3 separate regions of the Homo sapiens genome follow, and all the other regions are linked to region 3. A link is a loop called in an ENCODE intact Hi-C map of the cell type or tissue named here. Cell type or tissue: mammary epithelial cell. All regions are shown on one strand. Each heading gives the region's core, and the rest is flanking DNA. Links, peaks and the distances in the headings are about the cores only.

Region 1 (10,437 bases), core at 1,629-9,628, 210 kb before region 3:
TGTTTTGGTAACAGTACTATGCTGTTTTGGATACTGTAGCCTTGTAGTGTAGTTTGAAGTCAGGTAGCGTGATGCCTCCAGCTTTGTTCTTTTGGCTTAGGATTGACTTGGCAATGCAGGCTCTTTTTTGGTTCCATATGAACTTTAAAGTAGTTTTTTCCAATTCTGTGAAGAAAGTCATTGGTAGCTTGATGGGGATGGCATTGAATCTATAAATTAATTTGGGCAGTATGGCCATTTTCACGACATTGATTCTTCCTACCCATGAGCATGGAATATTCTTCCATTTGTTTGTGTCTTCTTTTATTTCGTTGAGCAGTGTTTTGTAGTTCTCCTTAAGGAGGTCCTTCACATCCTTTTTAAGTTGGATTCCTAGGTATTTTATTCTCTTTGAAACAATTGTGAACGGGAGTTCACTCATGGTTTGGCTCTCTGTTAGTCTGTTATTGGTGTATAAGAATGCTTGTGATTTTTGCACATTGATTTTGTATCCTGAGACTTTGCTGAAGTTGCTTATCAGCTTAGGAGATTTTGGGCTGAGACAATGGGGTTTTCTAGATATATAATCATGTTATCTGCAAACAGGGACAATTTGACTTCCTCTTTTCCTAATTGAATACCCTTTATTTCTTTCTCCTGCCTGATTGCCCTGGCCAGAACTTCCAACGCTATGTTGAATAGGAGTGGTGAGAGAGGGCATCCCTGTCTTGTGCCAGTTTTCAAAGGGAATGCTTCCAGTTTTTACCAATTCAGTATGTTATTGGCTGTGGGTCTGCATAAATAGCTCTTATTATTTTGAGATACGTCCCATCAATACCTAATTTATTGAGAGTTTTTAGCAGGAAGGGCTGTTGAATTTTGTCAAAGGCCTTTTCTGCATCTATTGAGATAATCATGTGGTTCTTGTCTTTGGTTCTGTTTATATGCTGCATTACTTTTATTGATTTGCATATGTTGAACCAGCCTTGCATCCCAGGAATGAAGCCCACTTGATCATGGTAGATAATCTTTTTGATGTGCTGCTGGATTCGGTTTGCCAGTATTTTGTTGAGGATTTTTGCAACGATGTTCATCAGGGATGTTAGTCTAAAATTCTCTTTTTTTTGGTTGTGTCTCTGCCAGACTTTGGTATCAGGATGATGCTGGCCTCATAAAATGAGTTAGGGAGGATTTCCTCTTTTTCTATTGATTGGAATAGTTTCAGAAGAAATGGTACCAGCTCCTCCTTGTACCTCTGGTAGAACTCGGCTGTGAATCCGTCCGGTCCTGGACTTTTTTTGGTTTGTAAGCTATTAATTATTGCCTCAATTTCAGAGCCTGTTATTTGTCTATTCAGAGATTCAACTTCTTCCTGGTTTAGTCTTGGGAGAGTGTATGTGTCCAGGAATTTATCCATTTCTTCTAGATTTTCTAGTTTATTTGCATAGAGGTGTTTATAGTATTCTCTGATGGTAGTTTGTATTTCTGTGGGATCTGTGGTGATATCCCCTTTATCACTTTTTATTGCATCTATTTGATTTTTCTCTCTTTTCTTCTTTATTAGTCTTGCTAGTGGTCTATCAATTTTGTTGATCTTTTCAAAAAACCAGCTCCTGGATTCATTGATTTTTTGAAGCGTTTTTTGTGTCTCTATCTCCTTCAGTTCTGGTCTGATCTTAAGTTATTTCTTGCCTTCTGCTAGCTTTTGAATGTGTTTGTTCTTGTTTCTCTAGTTCTTTTCATTGTGATGCTAGGGTGTCAGTTTTAGATCTTTCCTGCTTTCTCTTGTGGGCATTTAGTGCTATAAACTTCCCTCTACACACTGCTTTAAATGTGTCCCTGAGATTCTGGTATGTGGTGTCTTTGTTCTCGTTGGTTTCAAAAAACATCTTTATTTCTGCCTTCATTTTGTTATGTACCCAGTAGTCATTCAGGAGCAGGTTGTTCAGTTTCCATGTAGTTGAGTGGTTTTGAGTGAGTTTCTTAATCCTGAGTTCTAGTTTGATTGCACTGTGGTCTGATAGTTTGTTACAATTTCTGTTCTTTTACATTTGCTGAGGAGTGCTTTACTTCCAGCTATGTGGTCAATTTTGCAATAAGTGTGATGTGGTGCTGAGAAGAATGTATATTCTGTTGATTTTAGGGGGGAGAGTTCTGTAGATGTCTATTAGGTCTGCTTGGTGCAGAGCTGAGTTTAATTCCTGGATATCCTTGTTAACTTTCTGTCTTGTTGATCTGTCTAATGTTGACAGTGGGGTGTTAAAGTCTCCCGTTATTATTGTGTGGGAGTCTAAGTCTCTTTGTAGGTCTCTAAGGACTTGCTTTATGAATCTGGGTGCTCCTGTATTGGGTGCATATATATTTAGGATAGTTAGCTCTTCTTGTTGAACTGATCCCTTTACCATTATGTAATGGCCTTCTTTGTCTTTTTTGATCTTTGTTGGTTTAAAGTCTGTTTTATCGGAGACTAGGATTGCAGCCCCTGCCTTTTTTGGTTTTCCATTTGCTTAGTAGATCTTCCTCCATCCCTTTATTTTGAGCCTATGTGTGTCTCTGCATGTGAGATGGGTCTCCTCAATACAGCACACTAATGGGTCTTAACTCTTTATCCAATTTGCCAGTCTGTGTCTTTTAATTGGAGCATTTAGCCTATTTACATTTAAGGTTAATATTGTTATGTGTGAATCTGATGCTGTCATTATGATGTTAGCTGGTTATTTTGCTCATTAGTTGATGCAGTTTCTTCCTAGCATCAATGGTCTTTACAATTTGGCATGTTTTTGCAGTGGCTGGTAGCGGTTGTTCCTTTCCATATTTAGTGCTTCCTTCAGGAGCTCTTGTGGGGCAGGCTTGGTGGTGACAAAATGTCTCAGCATTTGCTTGTCTATAAAGTATTTTATTTCTACTTCACTTATTTAGCTTAGTTTGGCTGGATATGAAATTCTGGGTTAAAAATTCTTTTCTTTAAGAATGTTGAATATTGGCCCCCACTCTCTTCTGGCTTGTAGAGTTTCTGCCGAGAGATCCACTGTTAGTCTGATGGGCTTCCCTTTGTGGGTAACCCGACCTTTCTCTCTGGCTGCCCTTAACATTTTTTCCTTCATTTCAACTTTGGTGAATCTGACAAATATGTGTCTTGGACTTGCTCTTCTCGAGGAGTATCTTTGTGGTGTTCTCTGTATTTCCTGAATTTGAATGTTGGCCTGCCTTGATAGGTTGGGGAAGTTCTCCTGGATAATATCCTGCAGATTGCTTTCCAACTTGGTTCCATTCTCCCCGTCACTTTCAGGTACACCAATCAGACGTAGATTTGGTCTTTTCACATAGTCCCATATTTCTTGGAGCCTTTGATCATTTCTTTTTACTCTTTTTTCTCTAAACTTCTCTTCTCACTTCATTTCATTCATTTGATCTTCAATCACTGATACCCTTACTTCCAGTTGATTGAATTGGCTACTGAAGCTTGTGCATTTGTCATGTAGTTCTCATGCCATGGTTTTCAGCTCCATCAGGTCATTTAAGGACTTCTCTACACTAGTTATTCTAGTTAGCCATTCGTCTAATCTTTTTCATGGTTTTTAGCTTCTTTGCGATGTGTTCGAACTTCCTCCTTTAGCTCGGAGAAGTTTGATTGTCTGAAGCCTTCTTCTCTCAACTTGTCAAAGTCATTCTCCTTACAGCTTTGTTCCATTGTTGGCGAGAAGCTTCGTTCCTTTGGAGGGGGAGAGGCACTCTGATTTTTAGAATTTTCAGTTTTTCTGCTCTGTTTTTTCCCCATCTTTGTGGTTTTATCTACCTTTGGTCTTTGATGATGGTGACGTACAGATGGGGTTTTAGTGTGGATGTCCTTTCTGTTTGTTAGTTTTCCTTCTAACAGTCAGGACCCTCAGCTGGAGGTCTGTTGGAGTTTGCTGGAGGTCCACTCCAGACCCTGTTTGCCTGGGTATCAGCAGCAGAGGCTGCAGAACAGCTAATATTGGTGAACAGCAAATGTTGCTGCCTGATCATTCCTCTGGAAGTTTCATCTCAGAGGAGTACCCGGCCGTGTGAGGTGTCAGTCTGCCCCTACTGGGGGGTGCCTCCCAGTTAGGCTACTCGGGGGTCAGTGACCCACTTGAGGAGGCAGTCAGTCCATTCTCAGATCTCAAACTCTATGCTGGGAGAACCACTACTTGCTTCAAAGCTAATAGACAGGGACATTTAAGTCTGCAGAGGTTTCTGCTGCCTTTTGTTTGGCTATGCCCTGCCCCCAGAGGTGGAGTCTACAGAGGCAGGCAGGCCTCCTTGAGCTGCGGTGGGCTCCACCCAGTTTGAGCTTTCTGGCGGCTTTGTTTACCCACTCAAGCCTCAGCAATGGCGGGTGCCCCTCCCCCAGCCTCACTGCTGCCTTGCAGTTTGATCTCAGACTGCTGTGCTAGCAATGAGCGGGGCTCCATGGGCGTGGGAACCTCTTAGCCAGGCGTAGGATATAATCTCCTGGTATGCCGTTTGCTAAGACCATTGGAAAAGCACAGCGTTAGGGTGGGAGTGACCCGATTTTCCAGGTGCCGTCTGTCTCGGCTTTGCTTGGCTAGGAAAGGGAATTCCCTGACCCCTTGCACTTCCAGGGTGAGGTGATGCCTTGCCCTGCTTCAGCTCATGCTTGGTGCGCTGCACCCACTGTCCTGCACCCGCTGTCCGACAAGCCCCAGTAAGATGAACCCAGTACCTCAGTTGGAAATGCAGAAATCACCTGTCTTCTGCCTCACTCATGCTGGGAGCTTTAGAGTGGAGCTGTTCCATCTCGGAACCTCCTAAAATGTCAATTTAACTTAACAACAATCTCCCACCGTGATTTCTTAAAAAGAAAAAACCTGATATAGGAAAAGAAATTTAAATGAAAAAGATAGAAGCAGCAAATTTCCATTCCATTTGGTAATCGTAGGAAATATTAGAACATTTATTACCTATAACACATGAGAGGAGAGCTTCAAGTGGCTTTATTTATATATCAAAAAGAAAGATAACTCCAGAGCCTGAAGAAGATGGAGGTAGTCAGATTATACAAATTTAAAGCAAAACAGTTTTAAAAAGGATCAAATGGCATTTAAATTAAGATGCATTTTAGACATGGATTTTGACCTAATATATGGGGTGAGTTTCCAGAAATCTTGAGAAACATTTATAACATTTTTTAATATCTGTGAATAATCATCAATAACATTTAACCATCTTCCTCTAATATTACTTCACTTTAGTTAAGCTAGAGAGGAGGCAATTTATGACTGAACTTTGGCATGTAAGGAGTTACATTTTGAATATGGTACAGTTGGAAAGAGACTAGATCCTACCTTTATCTTAATGTATAATTTTAAAAGGATTATTTTAGCAATGAACATGTTGGATATACAAGTAATATATCATTCTTAGGTAGAAAATTACATGGCCATTATTTCACACACAAAATAATGAATTGCAATGACTGAGAATGAAGAATCCTCTAATTACTATAAAAATAAAAAATTATCTGCTTATTTTGAACTTAAAATCTTTCAGACTTTTCATACATACACAAAAAAGCAGACTCTCATATCTAATGAAGTTAAAGTATGTGATATGAGTTAAATATTCAAAGCCTGATGCAACGATGTGTCATTACAAACAGACTTAACAGCATTTTGTGAAGGTCTCTGTCACCATGGAAGCTCAGCTGAAACTGGCTCTGCAAGTTTTTGTCTCCACTTTATTGCACCTAATACCACCATTAGCTAGGCTCAGGGGTAGTCACTAATTTAAGCTTTACCCCACTACCTTAAATTTATAATTAGAGCCCATGCTTAGTGTTCATCATTCCTCATAGATACAAATTAAATGAGGCTTGAAGAGTGTCTGCTTTGTCCATGCTAAGTGAGTAACGAGTTTTTATGCATAATGCCAAGGAAATTTTTCTAGGTGGTTAGAACAAGAATACACAAGTCAGGAAAAGAAAACAAGAAAAAAAGATTGATGATAGCTTTCCTAAGCAATCAGTGCTCAATTGTCAAATATGTGAATCACCTGGCTGCTGCTTTCTCCTCATTTTGCCTGCATTTTGAGAGATTTAACAGTTAACTCTGTTAACCAGACATCAGTTATTCAAATTGGCCTTTTCAGAATCTCCTTAGACTCATTACTCTACCAACTACTCATATTCAATGTCTCCAAGATCTGTTAATTTTTGTCATGTATTTCTCAGAAATTCAATCTTTCTTTTATCAGAGTCTTTTTTAAGTTAGGTCTGGGAGGAATTTATAAGTTTATGTACTCCAAATCCATCATGTTACAAGATCAAAAAGAATACCAGACAACTGAAGGTTTTTAGATAGTTCATAGTGAAATTATTACTGAAATTAAGACCTTTGAACTCTCAGAGTGCTTTTTTTCTTCTTCAAGTTGCCTCAAGGAAAGTGGATTCCTCACATTTCTCTGTTAATGCAATACTTACTGTCTTAATTCTGAAAAATAATACACTCAGCTTTAGCTAAATTATAACATTTTCCTTAATTATAATATTCTCTTTCTTAGAAAAAAAAATGCATAGAAAGTATCACATTGCCTAGGAAGAACTTGAGTCTGGAGTTTAATTCTCCTGTAACTCACACCAGGTATCCATAGAAACAACGAAGGGACAGTTGCAATATCCTATTTATCTTTGTTGAACTATCTCTTCATGCTCAGTCACTAGAAAAATGCCTACAATTGACAAATGTTTAATGAACATTGATTGAATTCAAATTCATTAGTCATTTGACAACTAGCAGCACAATTAGAAGATCTGTATCTTTTCATCTGTTTCAACAAACGGTTCACATTTTCCTGTGTATCTCCTACGGGAAAATACCAGTTATTTCCAAAGTAGCAAAAAAGAAATGGATATAAATATTATAAACATTGGGCAATATTTATAGAAGCATTATTCCTTATATAGCATTAATTTTAAAATGTTTCCTTGTTGGTCTGTTGCTTTATTGCAGTGAATATATTTAAATTGCCCATGATTTATAAGCACTGACAGAAATGTACCTCATCTATGTAGAGCCTTCTTAGTGATGTCTTTGCACTACCACAGTGTTTCTTCAGTGAGTGCATTTAGTCACTCCAAACTGGTGATGGAAGTGAAAGATGAGACTTCTTCTTTATGGGAACCACATCAAGTAAATCCTATCATTCATTCATTCATTCACTCAACAAATGTTTGTTGCTAGTGGCTCTCAGTTTTTTCCATCCTTTCATCTTTAAGAGAGGAGTGACACAGGGACATTCCAGAAGTTATCTGTGAAGCTACCCTCTGGAGCATGAGTCACTGTGAGGAGTTGGCCCGCCTGTTTCCCTCACCCTACCCTTGCTACCACTCCCAAGGGACAGCATGGGAGACAGAGTTCACTCAAGGTGACAAATCTTCAAACCAATTTGTTTATTCAGGCTCTCCCAGTAATCCATTATCATAGATAATTAAGAGTTGACTGTACTCTAATTATAACAAAGACATCCTGAGGTTTCGTCTGTAACCTAAAACGCACAACTGAGGATGGGCGAGGAAGCTGAATTTGGATAGACCTGAACTTCAGGTAGCACATTTAGCAAAGAGAGTCAGAGGAGGGAGAGTAGATCATAGTATAATAAATGATATGAAAACAAAAACAATTATGACTAAGAAAACAAAATTATGGGTGGCTGTTAACAGCTCAGCTGTGGGGTCCCCACTGCCTGTGCCATGTGCTGCTTTTACTCTCAGAGTGCTACTTCCTGTTGGGCAGTGAAAGTACCGAAATTACACCTTTTATGTTCAAGCAATGGTTTGTGTAGCAGGTATTCTGCAGAATTTATAGACTGCACAACAAATGTCCTCTGTGTCTATGGGAAGCTAGTCACTTTTGACTGTACAGTGAAACCTTCTGTTGCCTGTGTTGATTAGGAGTTAAAATCCCAAAGTAACTTTCTCATCAACATGACTTGATTTTGATGGAAGCCTCCAGAAACAGAATATGAATGTTTCAATTCTACCAGCTGCATGAGGTCCTGTCCTCAACGGCATTATGCTGCCAAATACATGATAAACACATTCATGACTTGGGTAACTACTTTTTTCAAAATGCTGCACTGAAATTGGGCTGGAGGCTATAAGTGGTCTATTGCTCTGGCTCTAAGCATCACCCTTGGTGGCTTTGGAGCAGACCATTTCCACCTCAACCAGTGGCAAGAAGGCCTTGGCAAGCTCTTCAGCTTCAGTGGCCTGGAAATATAGACACTAATAGACATCTTGCTAATTGGAGTTGGCTACATTGGACCAGCAGATGGCTCTTGATACATTTAGCTTGTGATTATGTGCTTTGAAGAGGAGTAATGTTTAGTAAAAGCCCTTTTGCCTGTAGGAGTTGATGTGGTGTGAGTGATGTATTTGTATATTTTTAATGTGCAGCACTTGTACTTTGATTGTCTTGATGAAGTAAAAAAGAGAAATGAAACATTGAAAAAATTAGAAGAAGAAACAGAATATTCTAAATATTGGAAGAAACACACCTACACAATATTTATAGTATATACAGTAATAATCTCACTTTAATACAGCAGTTTCTTGATGCTTTACAGAAACCTCAAAGTATATTTCATTCATGACATTGGCCAACCATCATAACTCATATGAAAGAAAGTTAAAAACAATTTACCTACATTTTAGTGATGTTGAAACTAAGACACATCAGTTATTTTTCTCCCAGCATTTCCGTATGGTTAAAATTGTAGGCAGAGAATAAGATCCAGTTTTAAACCATATCTGCATTTTGATTTCCAGAAATTATTTTAATTGATTTTTTCCTTTCCTTGTTTTATTTTTTCTTCTCTCTCTCTCTCTCTCTCTGTCTCTGTGTGTGTGTGTGTGTGTGTGTGTGTGTGTGTGTGTGTGTGTTTTAATACTGGAAGTTATTTGGCTCTGTTCTTTCAGCCACAAATTAGAAGCTCCCACAAAAATCCTCCGTAATTTAGACTTACAAAACTTTGATCTGTACTCTGAAGATTTTGTAATTTATTTAGCAAAACCCATTCAACAAATATTTGATGAGCCCTACAATGAATATAATACATGTTAAGTATGTGGTAGTAACAAAAGAAGTATGATTCAAGACGGGGCACAGTCCCTAAGAGCTTGTTGAGGAGGCAAAACACACAACCATAAAAGAGTTGAGTGAAGATGATAAAAAATAACAACACAAATTTTAGAACTATATGGAAGGAAAAATCAGGAAAGGTAGTTAACATTTTTGAGGACTAATATTTAGCTAGGAACTTTGCAATTACTATCGTATTTCAATTTCAAACTCTGAGAGAAAGATGTCATCTCAACCTTACCGGTATAAAAAAACCCAAGCAACCAACCTGAGACCAAAAGAGGATAAGAAAATTTCCCACTATAACAAGATCAGATTTGAAACTAAATCAAAGATCTTATTTTGGTCCCCGATGGACTTGGAAAGTTGAACATAAAGAGAGAGAGAAAAAAAACAGTATAAGCAATGGGATAAAAAGATGAGTGAAGAAGCAAAAGATCTGAGGAGTCTAGACTTGTTAAATGAAACAGGCTTGGGGACAGTGAGAAATAAATATTGCATGAGCTTGTACTTAATTTTAGTAGCTAACAAATTGGCAATAATATGATGAAACTGTTTTCTGAAAATATTATTCTGAAAAGGTATACTGAATAGATACAATTGTAAAAGTCTAAGCAGGAGGCAATATGGCATTAACAGGTCGCTACGGTTGGGGTTATTGAACAAAATATATGAGATGCTCAGTAATATTATCTGTAAGAAAGCATTTGAATATGTCGGTTATAGCGGAGCTAGAAGACAAAAAATAATATAAAATTGTAAATTCATCAGAACTTAGTATGATCACAAACAGATAAAATATTACAGATTCAGATTTGTTGATTTCGAGGCATTGTTTGAATTGAAAAGTCAATTGCTATAAGCAAGAGAAATCCACAGAGCAGTGACTTAAGCCTAGGCTGTTCATTATAATGACTTTAAGAAGATTATAAAGATCCCAATATATATGCTATACCCAGATCAATTAAATCAGGATACTTGGGGGTAAATATAATCATTAATAATTTTAAAAATCTTCCCAGTATGCAGCCACAGTTAAGAAGCAATACCATAGAGCATGAAAATTGAAGGTATGGATATGAATGAGATCAGCAGGTGGTGGAGTATGTAAATACACACTGTAGAATCGTGAATCAGCGAAGTAGACAAACAGGAGACCACAGAGAGGTAGGAAAAACTGAATAATGCAAGATCCTGAGGGCCAAACAAGAAAAGAAGCCAAATAAGCAGGGATACTCAATAGGCCAACTGTTCATACACAATTAGGATGAGAACTGAAAGAGGTTTCAGGTTTGTTGAAAAGGAAGTTAACTGCTGGCTAGAGAATTAACTTTCA
Region 2 (10,437 bases), core at 892-8,891, 300 kb before region 3:
AAGACACCAAGACACCTAACTTATCCCATTTTCTAACACGGACTATTAACTTCAGTTGTCTATTTTTGAACTGAAGAGGTTGTAGCCATTGGTATTCTGATTGAGTACTAAACAATGAGAACACATGGGCACAGGAAGGGGAACAACCCACACCGGGGCCTGTCAGAGGGTGGAGTGGAGGAGGAAGGGCTAATGCATGCTAGGCTTAATACCTAGGTGATGGGTTGATAGGTGCAGAAAACCACCAAGGCATATGTTTGCCTATCTAACAAACCTGCACATCCTGCCCATGTACCCCAGAACGTATTCCTAGGTACAGATTGGAATTTTAAAAACTGGCTTTCAAGACCCCAATAGAGGAGTAATAGGGCCCAGGATACAAAGTTGTATTTGGCTCAATTAAAAAAAAAAAAAAAAAGAACATGTAAAAATAACATGTTTGTTATAGGGAGAATTTAAATCCAGACATACAATGAAGAGTACAGTTTAGTAATTCCTAAATACATTGTAGAACGGTAAATGTCTAGAAGATTACGAACTGCAATCCCTGCATTTAAAAACAAGGAAACACAGGTAAGCAAGGTGAACTAATCCACTTGCTAAAGATAAAATATTTAATAAGTCACTGTTTCAGGATTAGATCTCAATGCTCCTGCTTACCAGTCCATTGCTATCCCCTCTATACTACATTTCTTTTGCAGGTTGTCATGAACTTTTATTTCTAATTTAGGAACACCTTTTTATTTCCCCCAATATAATAAAAAAGGCAAAGAGCTCACTTTGTTTTCATTTAACTTGAGACCAATATACCTTTCATCATACCCAATGTAAAAGGCATGGAAGCAAGTTCCTTTAAAAACATTTACAGGCAAGTAAATATGTGTGGCAATTAATTAAAATTGCAACATGCTGATTGATAGAATTATAATTTCTTTGCCTGTCATATCAACACCTTTAACTTCTTTTAACTAAAAGAAATTTTTTTTTTCAAAAAGGAAATGCCTCTCAAGGAACTTTTCAATCTTGATGAGAAGTTATTACTATGGGAAAAGGATACCATGTTTATAATGAAAGTTCATATGTTCTTCAACTCAGGGTTAAAGAAAAGAAAAAGTTACCTTTGATGTATGCATATTGGTCAAGAAATCTGCTTCTAATGCTTTCATTTCCTCTTCTGAATCTGAGTAAAATCAAAATCAGGTTTACTATAATTACATATCATATAATTATATCATAATCTACAGATTTTAGGTTAATCTAAAAAAAAATCTTAGAGGTTAGTGTCTTTCTTATGTATTTTCTTAAAAATAGTAATCCTAAAAAACAAATTATAGTTATACTTTAGCATAATAGGAAGCTAAAATAGTAGAAGCACTTCTAAGAAAATAAGCATATGATTATTTTTCAGACAGCTATTGATCACTGGGAGTTGTTTAATCTTTGAATTTCAGGCTTTAAAAATGTGATTACATTGTATAACACATATTTTACCAAATATGCTAGAGTAGCTTATTTCTTACCAGCCACAGTTTACATATATAGAAAATATGCATATTAACATTTAAAAACACAACATAATGAAGACTATACAAGAGACTTTTTCAAGACAAAACCAAAGGGAATTGCTTACTGATAATTTTAGAATAATAAAGATACTGAGGTTTACTTAACTTGAGATGTTTTTTACAAAACACACGTTGAAAGAATTGTATTGTACTTTAAGAGAATTCAAAATTATGTATCCTCAATTTTTTCATAGGCATTTAAGGAAATTGTTTAAAGCAAAAGTGGAGCTGTTCAACAACACATGTACAACAGCATTGAAAATGGATCTCTGGATTTTTAAAAAACTCTATCCAAGTTTCTGTTAATGAATATTTTACAGAGAAGGAAAATTTGGAAAATACTATACAATAATAAAAATAAAGTTAAAAATGACTCTATCTTCCTTGTACTACACACTCAGTAAAAAGAAATGCCACAATTGGAGAACCCATTGGCTTAATTTTACCTAGAACCTAAATTATACAAGAGATCTTTTCTCACTATTTGTTAGAGACATAATCTGTTTTAGGAATTTATGAACAATGTATACCAAAATCCTTATAACTATTGCATTATTACAACAAGTAGTTTCAAGTTAATAAACACAGTGCTTAATCAATAACCCAGTTTTTCTTCCAGAAGTATGTGAATCTTTAATCTCATATAACTTTCAGATAAAATCATAATTATAGAAAAGTTTGTTTTTTCTCATAAGATTTAAAAAGTAGAAGCTGAAAGTTATGTTCTGATGATTAAAATAAATTTAAAATTTTGTATAAATCACATTTATATCTTCTTAGATTTTAATTTCATAATTTAAATCAAATGATAGCATGAGTTTGAGTTAAACATTTCCATGTCATATTTATGATACATAAAAGCACAGAACAGGTTAAATTATTTTTGCTGCATTTGCTTCCTAATGTGTTCTTTTCCCTTTGAAGTGTTCATTGTAATATTTCTTAAATATTAAGTAGAGCCTTTTGCAATGGTTGTAATATTTCATGTTATACCTTTCAATTTAAGTCTTATTTTCAAAGTGAGTTATTCGTAGATACTTAGGACTATATAACTTCTTTCAAACCACATGCAAAACACTCTAAAGTCAAATAATTTCCATCAATATAAGAATACCAATTTTCCAATTGTATTTTGTATTAACTTAAATGGCATGGAAAAAATGCCAAACAGTTATATTAATAGCACACTTATTAGACTATGCAAATTCTGTTCTCAAAAAGGATCTGGAATATTTTTGTATTTTTCTAGAAATAATTTTCTACAAATAATGCTTCATTTTTCACTAAGTATCAATTTTCACTTTATTTGTTATCTTAACACAAACAAGAAAATAATACGGGGACTATTACAAGGGCGTGAGGGCCACCGCTTCCTAAGAGAATGAATGAGGATGAGAGTAAAACATTTTGAATGGAATGGGATTTAATGATGGGTTTGCAGGTTGACAGCCACTGCCTCTGTATTTCTCATTAGATAATGATCAGCCTAATTGAAAGTTTTGTAGGGTTTTTTTCCCTCTAGTTGTTGAATTCCAAAGGAGGTCGTGCAGTGTTTCATTGAAATCCCTTTTATTGCTTTGCAGATTTTAAAAGAGAAAATACATCTCTCAGTAATCATAAAGGCAGAGAAAGAGATACTCAGTTTCTGTCACTAAAAGGTAAATCCTGAATAAAAGGGAGCAACTCTTCTCCCCAGATACATTAACATAAGTAGCAACACACTGCAAAAGAGAAAAAAGAAATCACTTCAGGGAGTTGTGAAATTCTGTTTTGCTTACCTGAGCACAGACTCCAGGAGCTGAAAGCCAGGAGTAGCATGCATACAAGCTGGATTTTCATTCCTGCCATCATCTTTCAGCCTTCTAACAAGCCAAGTCCGTAAAAGTCAGAAGCACACTGAAGGGGGCTCTCTCTAGCACTTCCTCTTTCCTTCAGCTGGCTTTGAAAGTGAGTGAACTATGAGAGGTGCTCTGGCCATTCCCCTATATATATAAGCAGGAGGATGATGTCATTGATTGTACAGACATTATCTTTGCAGGATGTGCCCTATCTTCACCTCCATCCCTCCCCTCTTTGCCCTGCTTTCTCCTCCCCTTTTCCTTTGTCCCCCCTGCTCTCCTCCCCCATTTCTGAACCTTGAGTGAAAGTGACGATCTTCCCTAATTGCTGCTGCTGCTGCTTTGGATTTCTGACGCACAGAAGGAGTCATTCAACTGCACTGACATACAGCATACATACAGCATACTGACAAAGAACCCCCAGTATCATCCTTTTCCCACTTCTCATTCCCCCACTCCAAAAGTTGTCATTTTGATTTTGTGAAACATGAGATCTGTTATTTCTAATTTTTAAGGAAAATCTCCAGGATGAATGCATGAAATCAGTGATTCCTTAGGCTTGGAAGTTCTTGAAGAGTTAGGGTGCTTCTCTGGTAATTCAAACTTCTGAGCAAATGTTTAGTGGTTCCAAAACTAATACAGGTTTTAAATAATCCATGCTGGAATAAGATGGAATAGAGACAGAGAATCAGTTATAAAAATTAAGCAATTAAGTTTAGAGAATAGAAAGAAAATCAATAAAAAGAAATAATAGATCCAGGGAATAAGATATTATTTCCTAACAAATAGAAAATATTTTATTGTAAGTAATGAGAGATGACTGAACTATGTGTGCTGACTTTTGGTTGAATGTATTAGAAAAACAATTTCATGTTTATAAAATCCAGCTCTAAATTACTTACATTCTAGCAGGTAAAAATTTGTGTTGTTGTATCACTGACTTTTTTTCTGTACATTATCTCTTTTTATGCCTATATTTTTCTGCTCTTTTTGAATTCATTCTTGATGCCATGTCTCACTCTTTGTATAATTCCCTTCTCAACAGTTTTTACTATTGCATCGGCTTTCTTTCCCTGTTATAATACTCTTTTCACCATAAAAAAAGAGATTGTACTTTTGGAAAGGAGACAATCCTAAATAACCACCATTCACCAAAGTCACTTTTCTATGATAGTCTTCATGTATTTCATGAGTTACACTGATACCCATTCTTTGTCTGAGTTCTCAAAAGAAAATTGTTCAAAATGCCTTTTAGAGTAAAACTTTCTTCTTGTAGTAAGCATTTCAAGATACATGGGGTAATTTGACAAGTCAGTGCTGTTAGAGATGTGAATATTTGAATGTAAAGTTGTCTGAGTCTTGTTTAATTTTTAAATAAATCAATCATGTAGTAACAGTTGAGAAAAAATAGGATTGGTTCCTATAGATAATTGATTTATATTATACAATCTATGAGTTTAACTTTTTCACCTTTACCCAAAACTTAAGCAAAGCGATTAAATCCAAACATTTAATAATTACTTAGAATAGCAAGGAGTCTTTCATATAATACCAGAAATTTAATAATAACTGATATATTTATTACTTTTAGTTTGTTTTCTGAACTTACATAAAACACAATATTGAACATACTCACATGGAGGAAGGTTTCTGTAAAGTATTTAGTTGACAAATGTGAAATACATACGTCTAGATGTTTTCTGCTTTCCTACCATTAGGGGGAGCAATGGAAGCTTGAAACACTTGGTTTTCACTTAACAGAGTCTCAGTGAGGATTTGTGCTTACTTTCCTGTTACTATCAGAGCATCTTTGTGACAGAATCCTCTTAAAGCCACTTTGATTAACAAATCGGGAAAATTATATATACTTTGCATGATAATTAAATTAGTTGTTTTCTCTGCTTTTGAATTGCAAATACAAAGAATGATCTTTTAAAATGTGTGATAGCAGTCTAATAGTAAAAAGGAAATGTGATTCTTATTTTCCTCAGATGATTTCTTCAATATGTTGACAAAATTGATCCCTAATTAATTAGAAAAAAGGGGGAGAAGAATTAATGGAAATTCATTTTAAATATATAACATGGATATTAGTTGTTAATGTGAAAATTGAGATATGTGATAAATATTCAAGAATAGGGGAAACATTAAGTTATGTCAAATAATTCAAATTCAAATAGATGCTATATGCTACTTTTCTTTTGGGGAAAAAAGATGTATAACTTTGGTAAAATTATGATGTAGATAAACTTTGACCTCTAATTGGTATTTTCTTTAATGTGTTAGGCTTTTTGTTTCTTGCTCTAATCTAATGCCTTCAAGCTACACATAAACCAATAAAACAATTTGTTGTAGGGATAAAGGTTAAGTATGTATTTTTCCACTTAAAAAGTACCCTACGAACTTCCTAAATGATGCCTTTAATGCAGGATTGTAGACACCTTGCTATGGAGATGGGTGAACTGTTTTTATTTTAAAGGCTTTTTACCCCAGATCCTTTTTCTTTTTTCTTTTTTTTTTTTTTTGAGATGGAGCTTCTCTCTGTCACCAGGCTGGAGTGCAGTGGTGTGATCTCGGCTCACTGCAGTCTCCACCTCCTGGGTTCAAGCAACTCTCCTGCCTCAGCCCCCCGAGTAGCTGGGACTACAGGCACACCACCAGGCCCAGCTAATTCTTGTATTTTTAGTAGAGACGGGGTTTCACCATGTTGGCCAGGATGGTCTCGATCTCTTGACCTCATGATCCGCCCACCTCGGCCTCCCAAAGTGCTGGGATTACAGGCGTGAGCCACCATGCCCGGCATACCTTAGATCCTTCTAAGGGTTACCTAGTTCTTAAAATATCTGATAAAGATTTTAAGCATTGTCCTTTAATAATATTCCTGTGTTGGCCTTCTTAAGTGGATGTTACCTGTTAGGTACCTGTTGATTACAACATCTCTAAAGTAGGTAGATTTCTAAGCTTGTACTGTTACTTATGTCAGACCTTTATTAGGTAATTGCTGAAAATAATCAACAGAGACACCTGAAGAATTGGCAGTTAGAAAGAGTGGTCTGTAAGCTTATTTTGTTTGGAGAAGGGCAAGCTCTGGAACCAACTGATCAAGGGTTGGTTTTTCAGTTCCTTATGGTTTTTTCCTATAGCTCTGGTGACTTTAATACCTCATTAACAGCTTCCAGGATTTTCCAATCTTTTGGTAACCTAAATACCTGAAACTTGGCCTGTTGTGTTTTTACAACCTGGAATCTCCCCTTCACCTTCCTATGATCATCCTGTATTTTATGGCTTAATCAACAAAAACATTTCCAAGTTTGAGTCCTGAAAGTAGTCTCGTCTACTTCTATTTTTCCTAGTTTTCTGTTAAATGCTCCGTAGTTTGTTTATACAGTTTATGGTAAACTGTAAACTGCTAGAAGGAGAACATTCTGACTTCTAAGGTTTATAATCCATAAGTGATCAATACATACTTACTAAATTAAATGAAAATACTGATTACGTTTAATTTCTTACATGCCCTTTCCATGTTTTAATTTTAAATGTTTCTTTCAGCCACACCTTTTAACACTCTTTTGTTATCATTAATCTTCATATTTTATGTGAGCTTTTATAGTCAGTTTTCTCAGCCTTTTCTCTCATCATCCTTTTCCTCTCTGACTGGAAATGTTAACTTTAAAAAAATCATTCAAGAAGATTGTCCTTGGATCATGTACAATCATCAGCTGAATGTTTAGATAAATTGTGAGTTTGCTCCATTTCTATAAATGAGTCTATCATTTGAAGCTGTAACTCTGATTCATCTGAACAAATAATGATGTCAAAGTCTGTGAACCCAATTGATTTTTCTGTTCAATTAAAGTATATTTTCTAGAAATACAGATGGATGTGTGCATGCATACACCCACATAGGATGTGTATAACCCAACCTTGGAGATTTAGGTAAATGTAAACAAACGTTCAGTTTCCCAATCTGCATGTAACCTTGCTTTGCCCATAATCCTTACAAATTCCTAGCTCATTTCCTTTCAGCTCTTCCTATCTCTGTTATTGCATCCATATAGGTAATTAACCTGGAAAAATTGATGACTGACTTCTGTAGTCAAAGCATATTTTGCAACTTAAACCGTAATTACAAAATACGGTTTGCTTGGGACTTACATGTTAATGAGTTACTGTATTTAACTAACCATGCTCCACATTGCAGCCATTGCTGACTTCACCTATAATCTTGCTTCTCGTGTCTAGGAAAAAATGTAAATACTCACAAAATCACCACCCATTATGTGTAATGCTCAGGTAGTTTTCCTTATAGGTCTCCCTTTTGAATAAGACCAAAATAAAAGTATTACAGAAAAAAATGTTCCTGACAAATTTCTTCTTTCATGTTTCTTAGTTTTATAAATTAGTGTAATTATCTAATGTAATAAATGAGACAAATTCTTATTATAAGAAAACTTTCTCTTTTCTTTTTTAATATTACAAAGTCTAAGAAAATTTCCATAGCACCTGCAATACCTGAAACAGAGCAGATGTACTTGAGCTACCGTCTATCAGGAGCAAATTCAGTGAAACACTTTTTTTCTTTTTCTCAAGAAGATATTACATGTTAAATTTGGAATGTAATGGTTTTATATTATTCATACTCCTTGGGTTTATGATTCTTTTTAAATTTACTGTGCTTTCCCAGTGAATCTGATAAGTCTTATGGTTTTGAATCCTATCTATTTCCTAATAACCTCCAAGTTTGTATCTCTGACTACTCAAATTGTATATGCAATCACCTCATTAGCAGCCCTACTTGGAGTTTCATTAGGCAGACTTATTGTCTAAAGTAAAACTTTTGATTCCTCCAAACATCTTTCTAATAATCTTCTGCCCCTCTAGAGTTTTTCATTTCAATTATTAGAACCATGATTTACTGAGTTGCACAGATCTAAAAACTAGAATCCATTTACATTGTTTCTCTCTCCCCTCCACTTCCAAGCTAGCAAAACCCCCTGGGGTGCAGGTCTGTTCCAAAATATATTTCAAATCTAACTACTTTTCCTTATGTCATTTTTGCCACCTAAGTCCAAGCCACCACCATCTTTCTCCTGCGCTGCCATAATAACCATTTGAGTAGTCTCCCTACAACCTTGATCCCTTTCAGCTTTCAAAAACTCCAGAAAAGTTTTTAAAAATGTAAATCTATTCCTGTCATTCTCTGCTTAAAACATTCTAAAGGTTTCCTCTTGTCATGCCTGATGATGGCCTATGCTACCTGAGTGGGTTTTGTCTTCCTCTCTATCATCATATTCCACCATTCTCCCCTTCTGTTCCTATGTTTCAAGCACATTGGTCTTCTGGCTTTTGTGCAACATGCTAAGCTTTTTTGTTAAAGATCTGCAATGAAAACTGTGATTACTGTTCATCAAATATTCATTCCCTTACTCCTCCCAGAGTGGATGAAATATACTTCCTCACTCTTTGACTTTAACTTAGGAAATGAGACTTGCTTTGGCCAGTGGGATGTTAGTAGACATAAGAAAAAGACAGACTTGATTTGTGCTTGACACATAGGGCTTTCCCTTTCTCTCTTCTGCCATTGCCATGAGAAACTCTTTTCTTTTCTCAGATGATCCCAAAATGAGGAGGGACATATGGAGCAAAGCTGCCCCAGCTGACTTGCACACCTGCAATGTAAGGGAGAGATTCCCGAGCTTAAAGCAGGGTTACCCTAGCTGATTCAGAGACATGTGAACAGAGTTAAATAATTTGCTTTAAAGTAATTGACTTTTGGAGTCACTTGTTATACACCATTTTTGTGGCAATAGCTGACTGATACAACCATTTATTTTAAAACCTATTTCACCACTATCCCCATTCAATCTCTACAAGTCTTTATTTGTTCATTTATTTTTGTCTTTTGTTAATAAAAGCATGGATATTCTTGTCTTGTTTCCCTAAATTATCAGAACATAAATAATTCTCCTCATAGTAATCATTCGGTAAATATTGACAATATGCGTTAATGAATTAATCGAATTCCAAGAATCCCTCCCTGATGGTTTTAGAATAAGCTACCACTCCCTCACCTCTCACAAGGACATTTTTATTCTCCAATCTGTGAATAATAAAATCCAGGAAACCTCTTTCGGAGAAATTCCTAGCAAAATGAAATAGTATGAAAAAATGCTTCCTTTCAAAGATTCTTGAATATTGATTTAATTTCAGTTGGAATTTTCTAAGTTGTCCTTGAGGAAAACTGGGTGTACGGTGTTACAGAAGGCCCCAAATTTGGTGAGCCAATTTGTGCAGAAAGGATAAGTACCGGCAAGCTGTCAGACAGAGAAGACTATAGTCAACATTAGAGCATTCTGAGTCTAGAAGAAACAGCCACTGTAACCACTACTACAGATCTAGGAGTAATCTAAAGAATACTTTTCAAATTCATTATTGAAAACCTACTATATGCCAGGTTAATTTTATTTCATGTAACATAGCATACCGTGAAGCAGAGTTCACAGGATATTATTCCTATTGTGCAGGTTAAAAAAAATAAGAGATACAAAGAGTTTAACTAAGGACAATGGGACTTACTAAGTAGAGTATGGGTAGGACTGCAATGTTTTCATTCCAAAGCAACAGCTAATCTTTGTAACATTAATACCAGACCCAAGTAATAAGTCAAAGAAAATCTTGTATTAACATGCTGTATAAAATATTATGCCAAACAAAGTATAGGCTAATACTTTTAACTTGAATGTACATTTAGTGAAAAAATTAGGTGTGATTTTAATTCCAATTCATCAGTTTAACCATGTTTTTCCACCTTTTCAGACTTAGCTGTATTACACATATTAAACAAAAACACAGACCCTTGATCTCAGAATCCTTCTTCTAAACACAGAGATCATGAAGAACCTAAATGGGCTCTGAATGCAATGAGTTGTCGTGACTGGGTAGAAGACAGAAAGTATGCATAGAAGAATCAGAGAAAAAGTGGGGTTTTAGCCTGAGGGGAGTCAAAGCTTGGTGCCTGGGAAGGAGAATATTTC
Region 3 (10,437 bases), core at 1,678-9,677:
CTGGCTCAGCACCCTGTAAAGCCATTAATATTCCTGTAGTGGAGTGTATAAATAAGTCAGCTTAGAGCATATATATACTTAGTGTATGTATATACATATATTTTGTGTATATATACACATATATACTTAGTATTCGAAACAGACTGTGTCACAAAGGAATGGGGAAGAGAATAGGAACTCTATGAACTGTCTTCTGTATATTATTTCTTTTGTCTGTGTTATAAAGAGGGATCATCTAAAAAAATCCTATGTTTTAACAGATTTTACAGTCAATTTTAACAGATCAATTTAATGTGTAAGTGAAAGGGGGAAGGGGAAGAATAACCATGACATGTAATCACTTTGATAAAAAGTTTAATGCACAAAGGAACATCAATGTATTTCTATAGCAATTAATATTTTTCATTTTATTACATCCACTTGTCCTAAGATACCTGAGGGCAGGAAGTTTCTTTCTTGTTTATTGCTGTGTCAGTAGTACTGAACAGACTTGTCCATACAAAAAATTCAGCACTCAATCAATATGTACTGAGTAAACTAAACAAAATATGAATATAAAGAGTTGCAGGTTGCTTTTTAAAACTTGTTTCTGAAGAAAAAGATTTACAAGTTAAATATACCATTGACAATGGTTTTCTAAACTTTAGAATTTTGAATCTAGTCTAATGTTATTTATAACATCTCCCTGAGTGTCAAAAGCTTTGTAAGTATATGGAACTTAGAATTTTAGTAAATGTTATTGCAAGAATATAAGTCTTCCACATAAAATATTATCACATTATTTTGCGAACAAAAAACCTATAAAAAGCTGTATAAAAATTGGCTTATTATTTTTTAAGATTTTCTTTTTTCTTAAATGTTTTAAGAAGTCAACCAATATTCTATTATTATAATATTGTTTATTATAAACAACAATAATATATATAAAAGATATATATATATAAAATGTATTTATGTGTAAAAAATTGTGCAAAACCAAACTGCTATCAAGGTAAATTTCAATTATTTGTCTTATAATACATGATATTTAAATATATAATTTGCTCACCTATTACAAATTTAATGTTAATTTGGGAAAGTAAGGTGGGAATTATTTTCTTATGCCAAAGTAGACAGATATAATTTTGAGAGGGGCAGGAAATGTACTTGCTCTCCCCATTGTGTAGAAATTATCCTTTTTATAAGGAACGGTTTTGGCAGCTGTGTGCATGTGGCCATGTAGATTGATCTGTGCTTCCTCAGCAAATCAAAACAAAAGGAAAGCACATTTTAGCTATCAGGCTGTAGATAATTGAAATTAAAATTGTGAAACAAATTGTTTTTGACAAAAGAGTTTCCTCCTCAGAACTGAATATCAAAATGTGGTTTCCATTTTTTCCACTCACATGGCACAGCTTCCACTGTGGGTGACGTCCAAGATCCTGATTCAGGATGTGGACTAGGAGGGTCCAGGTCACGGTGACAGCAACCAAGGTTGTTGGATTTATTAATGTATTACTCATCTTGCTAAAACAAGGTTTAAAATAAACAGTCATATAGCATTGTCTTACCTTCTATTTCATTATTTTAATTTTAGTTTAATTACATAATCTAATTTGATTGAAGAAAATTAATTATAGTTAAAAAGTAGTTATACCTTGCATTTATGTAGAAAAAGAAAAGAAACAAACAACAACAACAACAACAAAATAGATCCCTGAAAGCTCTGGGGAACCTATGTTTTAGGAAAAGCTCAACTTCCAAAATTTGACAATCTTTAATTGAAATGTACCTCTAAACATAGTGTGATAAACAAGTCTTTAGAACTATATGACAATCAGGGCTGTGCTCTAGTTTCTAGCTTCTCTGCTCCAAAACAGTTTTTTATAGTCAAGCTTATTTATCTTTAAACCACCATTAGATTGAAATAGATCAATAAAAGAATTCTCTGGAGTCCAATGAGGAATTGCTTTAATCATGAAACATTACTCAAAAGCAAAAAAAAAAAAAAAGTTAAGAGCTGTGTATATACAATTATTTTTATCTTTAGACTATCAGGAGATTAAAATTGGTTAATAAAATAGCTGTCTGGTGCTCAAAGGGAGATTTATATAATCAGAAAATACTATATGAAAGCAAAAATGATGAAAGCAAACTATTAGTTGTTTAAAACAGAAATTGATGCCCATCAATCAAGGTAAGACATACACAGTTTCTTCAGATTCACTAGTTTTACATGCACTTATTCATGTGTGTGTGTATTGTGTATTTAGTTCTTGCAATTCTATTACATGTGAAGATTTGTATAACATAATCAAAATTAAAAACTGTTCGGCTGGGCACAGTGGCTCACGCCTGTAATCCCAGCACTTTGGAAGGCCGAGGCAGGCGGATCAAGAGGTCGGGAGATCGAGACCATGATGGTGAAACCCTGAAACTCCGTCTCTACTAAAAATATAAAAAAAGAAAAAAAATTAGCCGGGTGTGGTGGCGGGCACCTGTAGTCCCAGCTACTCGGGAGGCCAAGGCAAGAGAATGGCGTGAACCCGGGAGGCAGAGCTTGCAGTGAGCCAAGATTGTGCCACTGCACCCTAGCCTGGGCGACAGAGCGAAACTCCGTCTCCAAAAAAAAAAAAAAAAACTGTTCTAGCACTACAAAGATCTTCCTCATACTACCCCTAGTAACCATCCCCCCTTCCCACTATTCCCTGAAAAATTTCTTCATTGATGACAACTGAAACATCATTCTGCTACCAAAATCATAAGGTTTTTAAAAAGGATTGATATAACCTTCCAGTATATAGTTTTCATTGCAGTTTTTTCAGTGTCAACAAAACACTTCTCTGCTCACTGTAAACATGTATATTATAGGAAAATGCAGAGTTGTAGTTAATTGACATCCTATGATACACACTATTATAGAAGATTTGGGGTAAGATAAATACATGATACAGACATACAGCTGTCTCTAAGGCCATGACATGGATTTGGAAAGGCTTAGAGCATTGTAAGCCATTTTATGGATTTTACTTTTAGTCTGAGTGTAAGGGTGGCTATTGCAAAATTTTGAGCAAACAGCAATCTGGTTTTATTTATGCTTTAATAGGACTATACTGACTGCTGTGTTAAGACTGTAAGCAGAGGCTACAAGCATTCAGTAAGATAGGGAAGCAAGGTGGTAGCTGTGGATGTGATGAGAAATTATTAGCAACTGTATTTGTCTATATTTTGGAATAAAAGTAAATATTTCCTAACCAATCATGTGTAGAGTATGACAGAAAGAAAGGAGACAAAGAGCACAATGATACCTTAGGATAAGCCCTGGAACAAGGAGGTTGCCTTTCATAGAGAAAAGGTGAAATGGGCTGGGGGAGGGAGGAGAGTAAGAAATTATGACTTACTCTTTTTGGAAATCAATGCATGCACTGAAAGCGATTATTCAGCTTTCAATGTATGCATTGCATTGCTTACTAGAAACCATTGCAGTAGGTCTTTTTTATTTATTCATTTACTTATTTTGGGGGGACGAAATTTCACTCTTGTTGCCCAGGCTGGAGTGCAATGGCGTGATCTCGGCTCACTGTAACCTCCACCTCCCAGGTAGCTGGGATTACAGGCACACACCACCATGCCTGGTTAATTTTTTTGTATTTCTAGTAAAGACGGGGTTTTGCTATGTTGGCCAGGCTGATCTCGAACTCCTGATCTCAGGTTATCCTCCCACCTCAGCCTCCCAAAGTGCTGGGATTACAGGCATGAGCCACAGTGCCTGGCCTGTCTTGATTCTTATTTACTATTATTTATTATTTCTCTAGTTCTCTTCTTTTCTGCTACATCATCTGTTTATTCATTTGCCCAGTTGCTCTTCATTGTTTGCAAGGTTCAATATAAAAATATGCAAAAAGGATTTAAGGTCCAGGATAATTTTCTTATCCTCTAGAGTAGGTTGATTTTTCTTTATGCAAGTGTCTAGGGCTATCAATAGACCAGAGTGACCTTCATATTATCAAGAATTTAAATTAGAAGTTGCAAATATATTTTCCCCTTATTTGAGGGGTGTAGATCATCAGAATCCTAATTAAAACTGTTGGTGAATTACCAATGTCTCTTAGCAAAATTTGAACCCAATTTTTATTTTCATTTCTATGAATTTTCCAAAAACTCTCAACAACTTCTTGATCTCACCAACCACTTCTTCCTGAATTGGCAGATACTCCTAAAGGAAAAAATTGAGCTAAATACCAGGTTCATGTTTCTCTAAGTTTCATTTTCTTTTATTTTGGAATTTGGTCCTATAATTGTCTTCCTAGCACTCCAAATGCACATGTGTGCACATGCACAGACACATACGCAGATACACACTTTCTTAATCTACCTTACTGAGAGGGTTGAACCGAATTACAATTGCCACTAAAAGAAGCAGGACTCCTGGGCCATTAAATATTTTTTTTACATGTAAATCCATATTTTATACCTAATAATAAGAAAGTGAAAAGGTAAAAGTTTAAGAAGTGAATAAACAAAGGTGCTTTTATATTAAAAAAAAAACAAAAAACACTGTTTACAATCCTACTCTAGGTGGTGGGATATAGTAAGAAACGGATAGATTGCCAAGACACCTGCTATTCTGGAACTGACATTCTAGTAGGGGAAGACAGGAAAGGACCAAAAAAGAAAAAAACAAAAAACAGATATCACAAATGCTAGCATGGATTTTAAGGAGGCTCCTGTAACACAGAGCAGGCAGCAGATACTCTATATTGAATGGTCTGAAAAGGACAGTCTAGGGACAGGACACTGAATCCAAGAAATGAAAGACAAGAAGAAGGAAGCTATATGACAATCTGGCAAAGTGGCATATGTCTGAGGAATAAGAAGGGGCAAATGCACCTGTACTGTATGGATCACAGGAGAGAATTATAGAAGACTTTGTGAGATCAAGTGAGGATAAAGTGATATAGAGCCCGGAGACCAAGATAAGAAATGTGATAAATTAAAAATATGCCTGCCTTGGTTTATCTAATACACCCAACCTCCAACCACATAATGAGGAGAACAAGTAAGCTGAACTCTTGCCTCTTGGAAAATCATCAAATATATATTAGGAAAGGCCTTTTTTATATCTTTCTTCTAAAATATCTCTTATTTCTTCTTGTAATGACTTTTGAGTTTTTTGTTTGTTTGTTTTGCTTTTGTTTTTTTGAGATGGAGTCTCAGTTTGTCACCCAGGCCAGAGTTCAGTGGTGTGATCTTGACTCACTGCAACCTCCAAGTCCCAGGTTCAAGAGAACCTCCCACCTCAGCCTCCTGAGTAGCTGAGTTTACAGGCACCTGCCACCCCATCCAGCTAATTTTTTTGTATTTTTAGTAGAGACAGAGTTATACCATGTTGGCCAGGCTGGTCTCGAACTCCTGACCTCAAGTGATCTGCCCACATTGGCCTCCCAAAGTGCTGGGATTAAAGGTGTGAGCCACCGCACCTGGCCCCTTTTAATGACTTTTAAACCGATATGTTATCAGGCTAAACCAGTGGGTTGATGATGCACATTTATTATTTTTTTTCTCTCTTGGAATCAAAATAAAATGAGATAAAATGAAACAGCGTAAACCTAGAAGTAACAAATCACCATTTTATAATCTCCAAAGTAATCATTGATTTAGGCAAGATCATTAATGCATAAAAATGTTAAAAGTAAATGCAAATTTAAAAATGTAGTTCTGCATTAGAGAGTTAATAGCCATCCTTACTTGATGTCCATGATATAGCAAGAATTCCATTTTCCAGATCCTGCAAATATGTTAGTGACAGCTTAATGTCCCATGAGGACTCTTGAGGATCATGAGAAACTACACTAAAACATGACATATGATCTCATTTCCTGTGTGCCACTGTATTTGCCACATATATATATATATATATATATATATATATATATATATATATATTTGACAAATTCAACTAGGACATTTATTTCATTTCATCTTAGAGTTCTCCCTTTCTCTCTTTCTCTCTCTGTTTGTGTGCATGTTTGATCACTTCTTCCAACCCAATTGCATATATAAAACATTCCTCAAGTCATACCACTTTTGTAATACATAGTTTTAGAAAACTCAAATTAAAAAAAAAACACAGATATTCTATGTCACAATGGCCAGTAATAATAAAGGCAAAACATTAATATTAAATGCACGGTTGTAATGACAGACAAGAAACATTCAATGACTAGGACTAGACTATACATCTAGAAAAATGGGTGGTCCAGGAGTACAGCTATGTAATCCAGACCTGTTCAGGAAGTGTTTGAGGTTTGGTGCCATCTCGTGGCACTTTTCTGCTATGGCCTAAATATCAGTGGAGATGATCCTGGGTCCTTATGTTGAGGACTACTGCTATCTTGTGCTTTGTATAACATCTAGAGTGTTGGAAGGCTTTTCTCAGCATGGTTGCTTTGAGCAGCCCTGCATAGGGACGACTCAGAAAGGGTCTTTGTCCATGTTCCTAGTGTTATCTCAGCAGTTTACTGCTGTTGCTTATTATTTCATGCAGGCCTTATGGTAGGAGCCGGGAAATTTCTCAGTTCTCTTATTCCAGCCTCAGTCTTAGGTAAGCCCTGTACACTTACCCTTCCAGGATGGGGCTTTCTGAGCATTCCTTATATCTCCCAGCAACTCACCCTTCCCAATCCCCTGCCGACCAGAACTCTGCCTTGTAAGGATGAGGAGGGTCTAGGCCAAGAGTGCATTTCCTGTCTGTCCCCAGTAGCTTTGCTTTGTATTACTGCAAAAATATAAAACCCTGAGCATTCTTGCCTCTGCCTAGAGTCTGGATTTCATGTCTGTTCTCCAGCAGCACCATTTGAATACTGTAGTCTCATTTGCATACCTGCACCACTGACACAGGGGGTGGAGCTTGTCAGGTTCTTTTCTCTGATCCCAGTCTTTCTCACATGCACCCAGTGGAGGCCCATGTTAAAAGGCTGGTAAGAAAGTGCTGAGGTACCTCATGTTTGAAGTTTCGAGAAATTCTAAATTCTCATGATTTCCCAAATTTAATCTTCAAAAATTCATTAACATTTTAGACGTTTCCCTCTTAGCATGTTTATGTCAGCTGCTTCTTCCTCTCACACTCTGCTAAAGGAAAAATAGTTGGCATGTACACCATCTTTTTGGAGGGGACTGTCACCCTTTTGGAATTCAGTTCACCTAGTTGTCTTTCAACCTCAATTCTCTGATGAGCTCAGAAAAGTTATAATTTCTTAGATTATACTTTCTCTTTTTCCTTTCTTCTATTTTCTTTTTTTGATATTAGAGTAGTAGTGACATTGTCCTGTGTCTTGAGATTTTCTACATCCTAAGTGGAAGTAGAGCTCACACTAATCATATTAAACAATAATTATATAAATGTCAGTTTCACTTCCATAGATCTCTTGTAGACAAGGCATTTTTATATTCCCAATGCCTAGTGATATTTATTTATTATATTGTTGTAGTGGATTGTCCACATGTCTGTCTCTCTAACTAGATTACAAACACGTCTGAAGCAGTGACTGTGTCTCACACATTATTGTAATAATAATAGAGCTTATATTTACAGAGAGCTTGCTATAAATGTGGTCTACTCTGTTATAAACGCTTCATATTTACAATCTCATTTAGCATCATCACCAACTTTATAACGTAGGCATTATCATTCTAACCTTAAGTTCAGTAAGCAAACACAGACAGGGCAGGGCAAGGTATATAGGCATGTGACCTCTACAGTAAAAAGTATAGGGCATTACTCTGAGAAGGGCCCCACACTTAGTTTTAAACTCCCACAACACAAATTTACCTATGTAGCAAAACTGCACTTGTACCCTTGAACTTAAAGTATGAGTTTTAAAAGAAGAAATATCAATAATACATTTTTTAAAAAGAATCTGCTATTGCCACCTAGAAATTCCTAATACTTTTATTTTTGAATTACAAGTAAAGTCTATGAGATATAGAGCAAGCCAGTAAGTGGTGGAGATTGGCCTCAGGATGTCCATGCAAGTGCAGGCTCAGGATTTTGAGCCTTAGGCTTTAAGCAATTGGCCTGGTGCCCCATCACACAGGTATAGGCTTCAGCCAGTTCAGGGGGTATTCTGGGGTCCCAAGAAAACCAGGTGGCACCTGGGTCCAGATTAGGAGCCATGGTGAGATGCAGTAGAGATGGCAGTAGTGGTTCTAGCCACAAGAGAGAAGTGAGGCTCCATATATCAGCAGCACTAGGCTCCATGGAGAGAGTATGGCTGGATCGTCCATCCCCAGAGCCCATCCTTGTGGCTTGTGCACAAATATTAACTCTCTAAACCGAGGGCTGGACAAGAACTGTTAATGCACAGGCAATATACTATGTCAGCAAATAATTAAAAAATAAAACTTACACATAAATGTTGTAATAAAACGTACCAGGAAGTGGCTAAAATTCTTCAAAGTGTTTGGAATATCCAGTTTTGAAAACTGCTGCAATATTGGAAAGCAGATATCAACAGTCTTAAAAATAAAAATTAAATTTAAAGATCACCATATTGAACAGAAAAGAACATGATTTCCATATGAATCTTCAAATAAACTAAATTCTCAGGATAACTTACATTTAATCTTTAAAAATTCATTAAAATTTCAGATGTTTTCTTCTTAGTATGTTTGTCAGCTGCTTTTTCCTCTCATACTCTCCTAAAGGAAAAATAGTTTGCATGTCCACTATCTTTTTGGAATAAAGATAACTTTAAAATTAATAAGAAAAGCAACTCTAAAATTAAATTTTCTCTCCTAATTGAAGATACGAAGATAAAATGCATTACCAGGCATTTTGAACTTTATATATATATATATATATAATGAATCCATTTTTAGTTTCTTAAATTGATTCTACAAGTTACAGGGAATTTCTGAAGAAGTGTTAAAATAATATTGTGTAAGTTTAAATTTAAAACTAAACTCAGAATACATAAAATAGATTTGTATTGAGTCATAAATACTCTACATAGCTTTAGTAGTTTACCAAAAATATTCTTCTCAAAATAGAAAATTATTTGTGGCGTTGCATTTCTCAAGAGCAATTGATGTCACTTTCACACATATTTTTAGAAAATTTAAGTATAAGTTTTGATGACTTAATAAACAAATTTGCAGAAGTGATCCAGAAAAATCTTATGATTAATCAAGATACCACATTAATAAAGTATTAAAAGATATTGACATTTTCAATGATATAGAATCCTGGTGAGTGAATATGTTCCCTGATATCCCTAGATACAAAGACAAATCTCAATCTTTAAAACTTTGATTCTGTTCAATTTAAATCTGTTTTTCAATATTTTGTTTATCTTTCACTATTTGTTATATTACATAAATTTATGACACCAAAATGTTTTTCGTTTGTAAATTTATGTTTTTATTCATGTATCATGGTTCTCTATTACATTTTATAATTAATAAATTTTTAAAAACTGTTTAATTTTTAGTTACATTTAATGTCACTTTTTTCCTGCATTTCTTATGAGGTAACCCACATCATCCTATTGCAGTAGGCCTCACAAATTTTGCAGCTAGTAAAGCACATAGACAAAGTAAATTGCATAAAAACTCATAGCTAGCAAATAAAGCAGTCAGTATTTCAACTCAGAAAGTCTGGCCCCAAATCTCTTAATCACTAGGCTATGTATACAATTTCTACATTAAGGAATCAAAGCCCATGAGGGCAAACGGAGTGTAGGACATGATCAATAAGTAATAATCCAGGTAGAAGGGAGGACTATGTCTCATTGGACAATGCCGGTATGGTCTCCTGGAGCTGTTGATTTCAAAAGTTGCTGTTACCGTGAAGAACCAGATGATATTAATAAGCACAAGATAATACAATTTTAAAGAACTTGCATTAGTTTGTTAGAGCTGCTTTAGCAAAGTTCCACAACTTGGATGACTTAACCAAGAGAAATGTACTTTTTCATAGTTCTGAAGATTAGGAGCCAGAGAAAAGGTAAAGGCAGGGTCAGTTTCTTCTGAGGGCTGTGAGGGAGGTATCTGTTAAACTGCTCTTTTCTTGGCTTATACATGGATGTCTTCTCTCAGCGTCTTCACATTTTTTTTCTGTATACATCTCTGTGTCCAAATTTTCCCTTTTTAAATAGATATCAATCATATTGTATTAGGGGACACCTTAATGACCTTATTTTAACTTGATAACCTCTATAAAGACTCTAAGTACCATTGTGAGGTACAAAGGAGTGAGGACTTCAATATATGAATTTGGGCGGACACAGTTCAACCCATAACAATGCTATATGTTTTAAAGTGTTTTCACAGTGTGCTTTTATTTTTGCTTAGAGTAGGACTAAATGAAATGAAGAACTACAAAGGAAAATATAATAATTTCTACATTGAATAAAAAGACACTGATGTCTTCAATTATATGGAGTGACGGTGAATATG

Evidence for each region. A loop is a pair of places that touch in the nucleus more often than their neighbours do. Peaks named below come from ENCODE experiments on the same cell type or tissue, not always from the same donor. Only the 100,000 strongest peaks of a DNase experiment are listed, where the experiment ranks them.
Region 1: it touches region 3 in a loop (8-fold over the local background); 3 of 110 quality-filtered maps call a loop at or near these places.
Region 2: a loop joins it to region 3, with 5 times the contacts of the local background. A loop is called at or near these places in 90 of 110 quality-filtered maps.

The regions. Positions count from the first base shown.
Region 1 is chr12:85,779,762-85,790,198 of GRCh38, reverse strand. It overlaps the pseudogene LOC100129589. Among named protein-coding and RNA genes, the nearest start is that of RASSF9, 51 kb to the left of the region's middle. RefSeq lists an enhancer at 6,639-7,838. In mammary epithelial cell, for the core only: a CTCF peak has its summit at 8,299 (motif pointing right); a DNase peak (open chromatin) is centred at 5,748; H3K27ac peaks cover 1,248 bases.
Region 2 is chr12:85,867,383-85,877,819 of GRCh38, reverse strand. It overlaps NTS (neurotensin), which reads right to left and starts at 3,525. Exons shown (of 4, transcript NM_006183.5): 1 at 3,344-3,525; 2 at 1,119-1,180. The coding sequence starts at 3,416. RefSeq lists a silencer at 10,432-10,437. In mammary epithelial cell, for the core only: a CTCF peak has its summit at 5,114 (motif pointing right); no DNase peak of the experiment used is centred there; H3K27me3 peaks cover 343 bases.
Region 3 is chr12:85,571,752-85,582,188 of GRCh38, reverse strand. No RefSeq gene overlaps it. Among named protein-coding and RNA genes, the nearest start is that of LINC02820, 260 kb to the right of the region's middle. In mammary epithelial cell, for the core only: a CTCF peak has its summit at 6,299 (motif pointing left); no DNase peak of the experiment used is centred there.